2 separate regions of the Homo sapiens genome follow, and region 2 is linked to region 1. The links are chromatin loops, found by intact Hi-C in ENCODE. Cell type or tissue: PC-3. All regions are shown on one strand.

Region 1 (5,000 bases):
TCTACCACCTTACTACAATTACAAAGAGAATAAAACAAAACAAGAAGTGACACATAGGAAAGCATTTTGGAATGTTCAAAATAAAGTTACTAGTATATTTAGACTGTTTTAGCTGGAAGTGATTGCTTAGTTTCCTGATGTCAGGCACTATAATAAGCAATTTCCTGATACTCTCATTTAATCTTCATGAAATGCTCATGAAGCATATACTGTTATAATGCCTACTTCATATATTAGAAATGAAGCAACAGGGTCACAATTATAAAATGAAGGAGTTAAGATTTGGATTTGTCTAATATCAGAACTGTTAGAACCTGCCTCAGCTAGATTACAAGACATTTTCATGTAGCATGGGAAGGAAATGATCTGTAATATTACAGAGTGATCTCAAGGGTCAATCCTCAATGGATATGCCACGAATGTGGTGGTTGGCAGTCTCTGAGATGGCCCAAGGACTCTCATGTCTTAGTATTCATGCCCTTATATAATCTCCTCCCCACGAGTAGGGGGAGATTTCACGGGTAACTTCTAATGAAGAGAATACAGTAGAGGCGATGAGATACCACTTGCTAAGATAAGGTTATAAAAAGACTGTGGCTTTCATCTTGAGCCTTCTCTCTCACTCCCTGTGGATCACTTCATCCTGGGGAAAGCCAGCTGCCATGTGTGTGAAGCAGCCCTGTGGAGAAGCCCACGTGGTAGGGAGAGGAAGCCTGCCAATAGCCACGCAAATGAGCTTGGATGCAGATCTTCTGGGGACTGCCAACAGCCATATGAGTGATCTTGCAAGTTGATCCCGCCCCAGCTGAGCCTTGATGACTGTAGCCTTGGCCAAAATATTGACTTCAGCCTCATGAGAGATCCAGGTAACCTGCTTCTGGATTCCTGAACCACAGAAAGTCTGAGATAGCAAATGTTTATTATTTATTGTTTTCAGCCACTAAGTCTCATGCAGCAATAAATAACGAATATGAATGGTAACCAAATGACTGGCTGGAGAACTAGAACCTTTTCAAGCCTGCCTCCTTCAATTCATTCAACAAATACTTATTGAGATATTACATGCCAGGCATTAGATGTGGTTCCTGCCCTCAAACTGCTGATCTTCTGATGGGGCATGATGTGGTGGGAAAAATTTTTTTTAAAAATTAAAAATCAAAATTCCTTTTAAACTTCTGGAAAATGATTAGAAAGAGCAGAGATATGGAGCCAGCCAGAAGGGCTCCAATTGCAGTCTCCAGATATGGGTTTTTGGGCTAACAACTCCTTTGAGCTTCAGTTTCTTCATCTGCACAGATGAAAACTACTTCTGAAAAGTTTGTAGAATTAAATAAAATAATGTATTAAAAATACCTGGCATGATACCTGGCATATATTAGTGGCTCAACAAATGCCGATTCTATGAGTATTACTCTTCATCTTTTTAATGTAGGGAATAATCATTAGATTGTGCAGCGTTGTTGAGTGTGCATAAAGAGATAAGCACAGGGCATGATCCATTTTAGATGCAACCAGAGTATTTATTTCTGTTAGTTTCTGTGGACCCTATAAATTATGTTATGACCATAGGAGATGAAAATAATTTTATGAAGAACTTTTGAGGTTCTAATTTTTGTTTAAAATGGACACTTTACTTCTTAAACTGAGGATCTGGTTATTGTTTGTAAAAGATCTTACTATAAGCCAGTAGAAAGAATGGAAAACATGAGTAGGATGGGACATCTGGAATCAAACTTTAGATCACCATATGCAACAAAGTAGAGTGAAAATGGGATTGGAGATCAGAAATTCTGAATTCTTCCTTTGCCTCTGAGTGTCCACTGATGTCCATCACCAAAGGGAGGTGTCAAATAGTTCAGTTCCTTAGGATTATACAACTTGATGAAGGGTTATCATCACAATTATTATTTATAAAACCCATTTCTACTACAACATAACACCATGAAGGATTAGCATTTCTCATAAATTTTCAAGAATTTGACCAACTTGCATCAGTTGCATTAATCTAATATTTATTAAAATTTCTAAAGTAATATCTGAAATTGGAAAGACACATACACAAGCCCAATATCTCCCAAAAAGTGAAAAATCAGTGCTAGACTACATTGGATTTTATTTCTTGAGGAACTAAACATGACCACTAGATGGCACTGGAGTCTGATTTCATCTTTCTATTTCCAGAACAGTCCGTGGGAAAACAACGGTAAGGCTATCATAAATTTTCTGAGTCAGTTACTTGCTTATCTGATGTGGTACAAGATAAAAAACATTTTTGTATTATTTTTGAAGTTCCTAGTAATCCCGTCAATAAATAAACATAATGCCTACTCTTAATCGGAAGCCAACCGATCTCACAAGTGAGTTTCATCATCCTTTGAAGAGCTTCCTGTAAGTAAATTTAAGTTTCTACAAATGAAATAAATTATAATTTACAACCAAAAAGAAAGAAAGAAAGAAAGAGACATGATGTGCCTTTGCCAAAGCGCTGACTCCTGCTGTTAATTTCCTCTAGCAATTCAAATTTCAGTTATGAAACATCTAGGACGGTACCCAGAAATTCATTCAACAAATATTTATTGAGACTTCTAGGATTACAAGGCCCACATAGACACTGAGAGGCAGTGGACACCTGCATGGAGTTTATTTTCTAGGGGAAGAATCAGACAATAAGCAAATGAATAGATACAATAGTTTTATATGCTATGAAGAAAATCAGTGGGTAATGTGATAAAGATAAATAGGGGCAAGCTGAGGCACCTTTGATAAGGTATGCAGAAATCTTCTCTGAAAAGGTGTTAAGGTGGAACTAAAATGACAAGGTAGAGTCATTCATAGAAGGAAGTTTAGCCTGGTCAAGGAACCAAGAGGCAATGAATAGGAATTTGGAGAGGCAGGCAGGCCAGAACATGGAGTGACTTAGAGTTTGTATTCATCTTATTGTACAAGCCACTGAAAGGTTTTAAGCAAGCAAGTTGCACAATCTGATTACATTTTTAAAACATCATTCTGGCTGCTAGTGGGGAATGGATTGTGTGACACAGGGTAACACTAGCAAGTGCTTAATAAATGAATGAATGAATGAATAAATGATGGTGCCTACTATGTGCCTAGTACCAACAAGGTGCTTTTGATTCGCTGAAATTCACTTTACACATTATCACACTGATAGAGTTAGACACTCTTTAGGCAGGTTCTCAAATTTGAGGGTCCATCAGAATCACCTGCAGCACCTGTTAAAACACAGATGACTGGACCACATCTGTTATCATGTTCCCCTCCACCATCACTTCCTCCCGCCACAGCTTCTGATTCAGGAGATCTGGGGTGGGGCCAAGAATCTGCATTACTAACAAGTTTCCAGATGATGCTGATGTTACCAATGTGAGGACCACACTTGGAGAACCACTGCTGTAAGAGGCTGGGCATAAAATGCCAGCAGCTGTTAAAACAAGCAAAAATAGAGAGAACTTATTTTAGTTCTGTTACAGTTCAGCCTTCTGGGTGTTAGAGACCACATTCATTCCTTTCTTGTATTACTAAAGTGGGAAATATCGTTCATTTCCTGACCAAGGATGATGTCCCTTTCTCCCTTACTAACAGAGTTCGAGTGTTGTTCAAGATTATTATTGTGTCCAAGTTCACAGTTGAATCAGGATTCACTTGAACCAAATGTACCAATTGGTACCAAAGCTACCAATTGACTTGGTAGCTTTGCCAGATTAGATACTCACTATCTCAGCCTTTCTTGCATGGTCATGGGACAGAGGTCTGACCAAGAAAAAGTAATGGAAGCCTGTTGAAGATTCTGAGAAAGACTTTCCTTTTTAATAAAAAGGAGAGCAGTGAGAAAAAAGTATTTATTTGTAGGAGACAAATCAGTGAATATTCTCATGCATAAATTGCCACAATTTAAAAAATGTGAATACCTGTCAGTCATGGTGTGCTGGTAAATGTTAACAACAGGCTCTCGGCAATGACAGGGATAAATTGCTGATTTTCATAGTGTAAATGCTGCCACGATGGCTGATTTCAGGCTATGAATGTGAAATCACTGAACACGGAGTTGCAAATAGATGCTAACAATTGGCTCTCAAGAGCCAGTATGAGCCAGTTTCAGCAAACCATTGCTGGAGATTATAAACCTAAAGATATGGTGCATCTTTCTCTGAAATACAAGGTAAGTAAGGCTAATTGTTCATGTTCTTGGCACATATTCTCTCCTGAAATCCAGTTGCATAAACAGCTGAGAAGGTTCAAGCACAATGTTTAACACAAGAGAAGACAACCAGATTTTTGGTTGAAGGAAAGTTCCTTGCCATGACTATTTACATTTTGTTAAAATGTAAACCTAAAAGTAATTTCCTGCACAATTTTATGCATCATTATAGGAAGCGTTTTTGAAAATGGGGTCTGCCTAAGACTTCTCAACAAACAATACTTCTTATGCAGTTACCTACATTTCTCCTTAGTGTTAAAAGAAAATAAAAGCAAACTATTTATTTGGGGGTAACTCTGAGGAATTAACAGGTTCAGTTCCTTCCGTAGAGCAGTTGTCAATGTCCTCTCCTTACTACATCCCAGTAGTCACTTAAGCATCTGCTCAGCTACTGTGCAAGGTTCCAAGGTCTTACAACAAATTTTAGCAAACGCTTCCTGTCCGTTACCTGACATCGCACTCTGCCCTCTAGTCAAAATGTTTTTTCTCAGGTCCTCTCTACCCTTGATGTGATGCCTTAGGATGAATAGTTTCTCACCTGGAACAGCTCATCGCCTCTTTCAGGTTTTCCCAAACTTCTTGGATTGCAAGAACAACTTGGGGAAGTTACAAATACAGATTCCTGAACCTCATCCCCTGATCTACTTAATCAGACTCTCCAAGAGAAGGAGCCTGGAAATATGTACTTTTTAGCAAATGTCCAGATAATTTTTCATCATGCAATTTTCAAAGAACCCTACCTTATCTGTCTTCTTCTTATTGCTCAATTCTCAGCTTAACCATT
Region 2 (5,000 bases), 120 kb after region 1:
TTCAGCAAAATAAAAAAATAGAAGACATAAAGAAGAGCCAAATGGACATGTTAGAACTGAAAAATCCAATAATCAAAATTAAAAACTCAATGGATCGGCTAAATAGCGTAATGGTGCAGACAGAGGAAAAAAATCAGTTATACTGAATATAGAGCAACAGAAATGACCAAGTCTGAATAACAGAGCCAACATAAACTAACAAAAAAACTGAACAAATTCTGAGGGACCTGTGGGATTATAACAAAAGAGCTAACATTCATGTCATTGGAATACCAGGAGAGGAGAAAGAGGGTGGTGATTAAAAAAAAAAAAAGTAGACCAAAATTTGGCAAAAGTAATAAACAATAAATGAAAAGCCAAGTAAATCTCAAACAGGTTAAACCCAAACATCCATACGAAGACACATTATACTCAAACATCAGAAAAATAAAGGAAAAAGATCTTGAAATCAGCAGGAGGGAAAAGCCACCTTATCTATAGGATTAAAACAATTTAAATACAATGAATTTCTCACCAGAAACTAATTTAACAGAAAGGACAGAAAGAAATGATACATTTTTCAAGTGATGGAACAAAAGAACTGTCAATGCTAAATTCTATATTCAGCAAAATTATTTTTCAGGAATGAAGGGGAAATAAAGACCCTCTCAGATGAAGAAACACTAAGAGAATTTGTCACCAGTAGACCATTCCTAAAGGAAGTCCCTGAAACAGAAAGGAAGTGATTAAAGAAAGAATCTTGGAACATCAAAAAGAAATAACAGGAAGAACAGAAATATGGGTAAATAACGTACATTATTCTCTTCTTGACTTTTAGATTATAATTGATGGTTAAAGCAAAAGATATAAGTGTGGTGTGATTCTCAACATATATAGAGTAAATATATAAGGTAACTATATTATAAATAGAGGTTTATGAGGACTTTCATTAAAGGACTTTAATAGAGGTGAGGTTTGTACCCTTCATTCAAACTTGTCTGTATCTTGATAGCAGTGGTTGTTACATAAATTATACATATGATAAACTATCTCAGAACTACATGCACACATTTTACCAATGTCAGTTTCCTGCTTTTGGTATTGAACTATAGTTACATAAGATGATATAGATGAAATGTTCATGTCCCTCCCAAGTTCATATGCTGAAACTTAATTCCTCAATGTGATGGTATGAAGAGGTGGGGCCTTTGGGGGGTGATTAGTTCTGACAGTGGGTCTCTCATGAATAAGATTAGTGCCTTTATTTTTTTAAAAAATACAAAACAAAAAACCCCAGAGAGCTCCTTTGCACTTCTTCCATGTAAGTTTACAGGGAGAAGACAGTTGTTGACAATCCAGGAAGCAGGCCTTCATCAGACAACAAATCTTCTGGCACTTTGATTTTGGACTTCCCAGTCTCTAGAACCATGAGAAATAAACATCTGTTGTTTATAATCTACTCAGTTTATGGTAGTTTGTTATATCAGCCTGAACGGACTAAGATATAAACTATAACCACTGGAAGAAACTGGGTGAGGTGTTATCAGGACCTCACTATATTATCATTGTAACTTTCTGGAAATCTATAATTATTTTAAAAACTGTTTAATACTTTGCAATGATGAAAAAGTTCTGGAAATAGATAATGGTGATGATTGCACAACATTGTGAGTGTACTTAATGTCAGATTTGTATACTTAAAATGGTTAAAGTGGTAACTTTTATGTAATGTATATTTTTCTACATTTTAAAAAATGACTCTTCCTGATATTATCAAATTAAATCTCTTAGAAAATATGAAAATGATCTTGGTCAAAGACAACAAATGCTATGAGACTGCTGATCATGGAAGATTGATTCACTTGCCCTGTACATTTCATTCTTTCAGCATTTAACATTTTAAATGGATTCATTTTTTAGATTAAAAAAATCAAAAAGTAAACATTCCCATTCACCTCTCTTCTCCTCCTTAAAGATGTTTGGTGCCATCTGGTGATAAGGTAAAAAGATTGGGTTTCCAGAGGGATTAGTATAGGCTGCTTAAAGTAGTAAGTTAGCAGAGAGGTTTTTAACTTGCAGTGACAAATGGCTTTGGGCTATGATCAAGTTCTACAAATAGATTAAGCCCTTTTTCTTCTTAGAAATAAAACTGGCCTGTCAAGTCCTAAAAATAGGTTGCTAATCACCTGGCCTATTTTCTCACTGATTTTATTTTTTATTTTTTCTCTTGGCCAGAACTCAGTAATTCTTACCTAATTAAGAAATTAAGTGTAAAATTCTTTAATAGGAGCTATTTCCTTATAAATTGTCTCCTTTAATGTGTTTATAGTTTCTTATATCAAAAAGTACAACTGCAGAAGGAAATAAAATATCTAAGCAAACCCAGTCCCAAGGAAATGTCAACTGCCACAGGCAACTCGAAGCTCTTTCTTAAATTTTGTCTACCCCAGATTTTCCAGTAAATAAAAGCTTTTAATTTGAGATTAAATTTGATGTTGTTTGGACTTTCACAATTAACATTATTGAGTCTGTTAAAGAGCATTCTTGGAAAAATCTAATCTACCCGTTGCAAGAGAGCCTCTACTTCCAAGTCATCTAAGACTGTAGCAGAAACATCAACCTCTTCAAGGGGCCTCATGTTTTAGTGGCACATTTCTCTAAGCCCTTTTAGAAAAGAGAAGTTTTTCTGCCATTTGATTTTGTTCACTTAATTCATTTCCCTGTGAAGGCAAAGTCTTCACAATTTTCCAGGCAAAATGTCTGTGAGAACCAGCAGGGCATTTTATACCTCCTATGATGGAAAAAACACCACCAGCAATAATCGTTCTTTTATTTTATTTACGTGCCTTCTTGTTCCAGAATTTAAGGCAACTGTGGTACTAATAGGAGCTGCCATTTATTAAGTGTTCACCATGTGTCAGGGGCTACACTGGGCATTTTTATGTGGAGGTTAAGGGCACAGGTTCTGAAGCTAAACAGAACTACTTCAAATGCCCGTTCCACCACTTAGTACTTCTATAACCTCATGCAGGTTATTCTGTCTTTCTTAGCCTCTCCAATTGTAAAATGGGGAAAATTATCGTTCTTATCTCATAATGGTGAGGTTTAACTGAGATGCTGCAGATACTTTCACATAAGCCCTAACAGGTAGAAAGCACTCAGTAAAGGCACGTCTAATTAATACTAATTTAATCTTTGTAAGTTTACAAAATAATAGTGTTCTTCAACAGAACACAGGCTTAGAGAGAGTAGACAATTTTCCCTCAATAGGCAGGGTTTGAATCTGTGTTTCTCTGCCCTCACAGTCTATGATTCTTTCCTCACTGCTGTGATTCAATCTCTTTTATTCATTTTATTATTGACAGTAATGCTCATAACAGTCATGTTATTGGAGGTTAAAAAACAAACCCTAATATGGGTTTATTAGCTCTCACAACAGCTTTCTCTTCCAGGAATTTCCTGTCTCTACTAATTTTTCCTCTGTCTTTGGCAAAGTGAAGGCTCTGATGGCTGGATCACAAAATTTCATGAACTATGGTTGTGCTGAGAAGGAAAAAGCAGCAGGATTGCGGGGGTGGGGGTGGGGGAGCATCGGGGGACACCCAGAGCGTCAGATGCCTGGGCCAACTGCCTATGCTCAGTTAGTTCTCAGACTTTGCTAGCCCCGAGGCGGCAGGACTGGGCCCTCCACGTGTCCATTTGGCTGGAATACTGCTGCATTTAATCTGAGCTCTTTAGGTACACAACAGACATGGCTGCAAACTGCTGGTGCCACTCAAGTTGTTTTATTACATGGTATTGCTCAACAGGGTTGCCACACAAGACATGACTGCTGCCATTGAAACATTTTTAACCCTGCAATGGTTACTAAAGCTCATCTTCCCATTCTGACTACCTTTTCTAATTGTGACTCGCTTGTTTGTCTAGACCTTGTATATGTCATGTTTCACTTTTTCCTTTATTTAGTTGGATCAGCAAGATTTATTTCTTCTCCCTCCCTCTCTCTCACTCCCTCTTCCTCTTCCTGTTCTTCTTCTTCTCCTCCACTTTCTCCTCCTCCTTTATTATTACTATTATTTATTAGTATCACTATTATTATTATTATTGTTGCTACTAGGTTGTCTCATGCCTCTCTAAGCTCATCATTTCTCCTTGGAAGCTACTCTGAATATTTCCTAAAACTTCTTTTAAAATAGTTTTCCATTTAATAAGTAAGGTTGAAAACCCATGCCTGCAACTCTTCCTGTCTGGAGCAGGTTATTCAATTTCTCTTTTTTTAATGACACCTGTTGCCTGATAAAAATGTATTTCTACAACTAGTATAAGATTACCCCCTCACTAGTCTCAGTCTACCTGATTGAAAACTCCCATTTTAGTTGTATGGCTTTGGCTGTCACCTTTGTAAATTGCAGAGCTGGCTTCATGAGACACCACCGCAGCCAGGAATTCATTTCAAGCCAATATTTTTGGTGTGACCACATGTGGCTCTGTTCACTGAAACCTGCAAGAATGGGAATGTGGGCATTTTAAAATCTCACCATGCTTTCATCTCTCTTGCTGGGCTATCCTTTTGCTGACACGGACCATCATTTTCCCCTCACTCACTCAGCCTCTCTGATTTGCTTTCTACAACCCTACACATTTCTCATCAGCTTGTTGTGAGTTCTGACACATCCCAAGTAAATTATTTATTTTGACAGGTGTGTGTGTAATACACCTAATGTGGGATGAACCTAGGAGTCAGATAACCGGTTATTTCAGTCCTGGGAAACAACATCATTATCTTGTGAAATGTACTTTCAGCACTCAATCCTAGCAAGTAATGAATGATATTGTGTAACACGTTTGCGGCAATTACCTTCGGAAATGAAGACTCCCTTTGGTGCTATTGATAGAATGCAAGGTGAGATCCTTTTTCTTGTAGAAGCCAGGACTTCGGTGCGAGTCCAGCAATCAGGCAATGCAAGCATAGAACATCTATGACACTGAACTGGAGATAATGACCTGTCCACCCTTCTGCC

What was found. Peaks named below come from ENCODE experiments on the same cell type or tissue, not always from the same donor. Only the 100,000 strongest peaks of a DNase experiment are listed, where the experiment ranks them.
Region 2: it touches region 1 in a loop (7-fold over the local background); 7 of 110 quality-filtered maps call a loop at or near these places.

What each region holds. Positions count from the first base shown.
Region 1 is chr10:61,281,622-61,286,621 of GRCh38, reverse strand. No RefSeq gene overlaps it. Among named protein-coding and RNA genes, the nearest start is that of TMEM26-AS1, 170 kb to the left of the region's middle. In PC-3, CTCF peaks have their summits at 1,954 and 2,153 (motif pointing right); a DNase peak (open chromatin) is centred at 2,171; H3K4me3 peaks cover 442 bases.
Region 2 is chr10:61,163,334-61,168,333 of GRCh38, reverse strand. No RefSeq gene overlaps it. Among named protein-coding and RNA genes, the nearest start is that of LINC00845, 150 kb to the right of the region's middle. In PC-3, CTCF peaks have their summits at 1,756 and 1,962 (motif pointing left); a DNase peak (open chromatin) is centred at 3,823.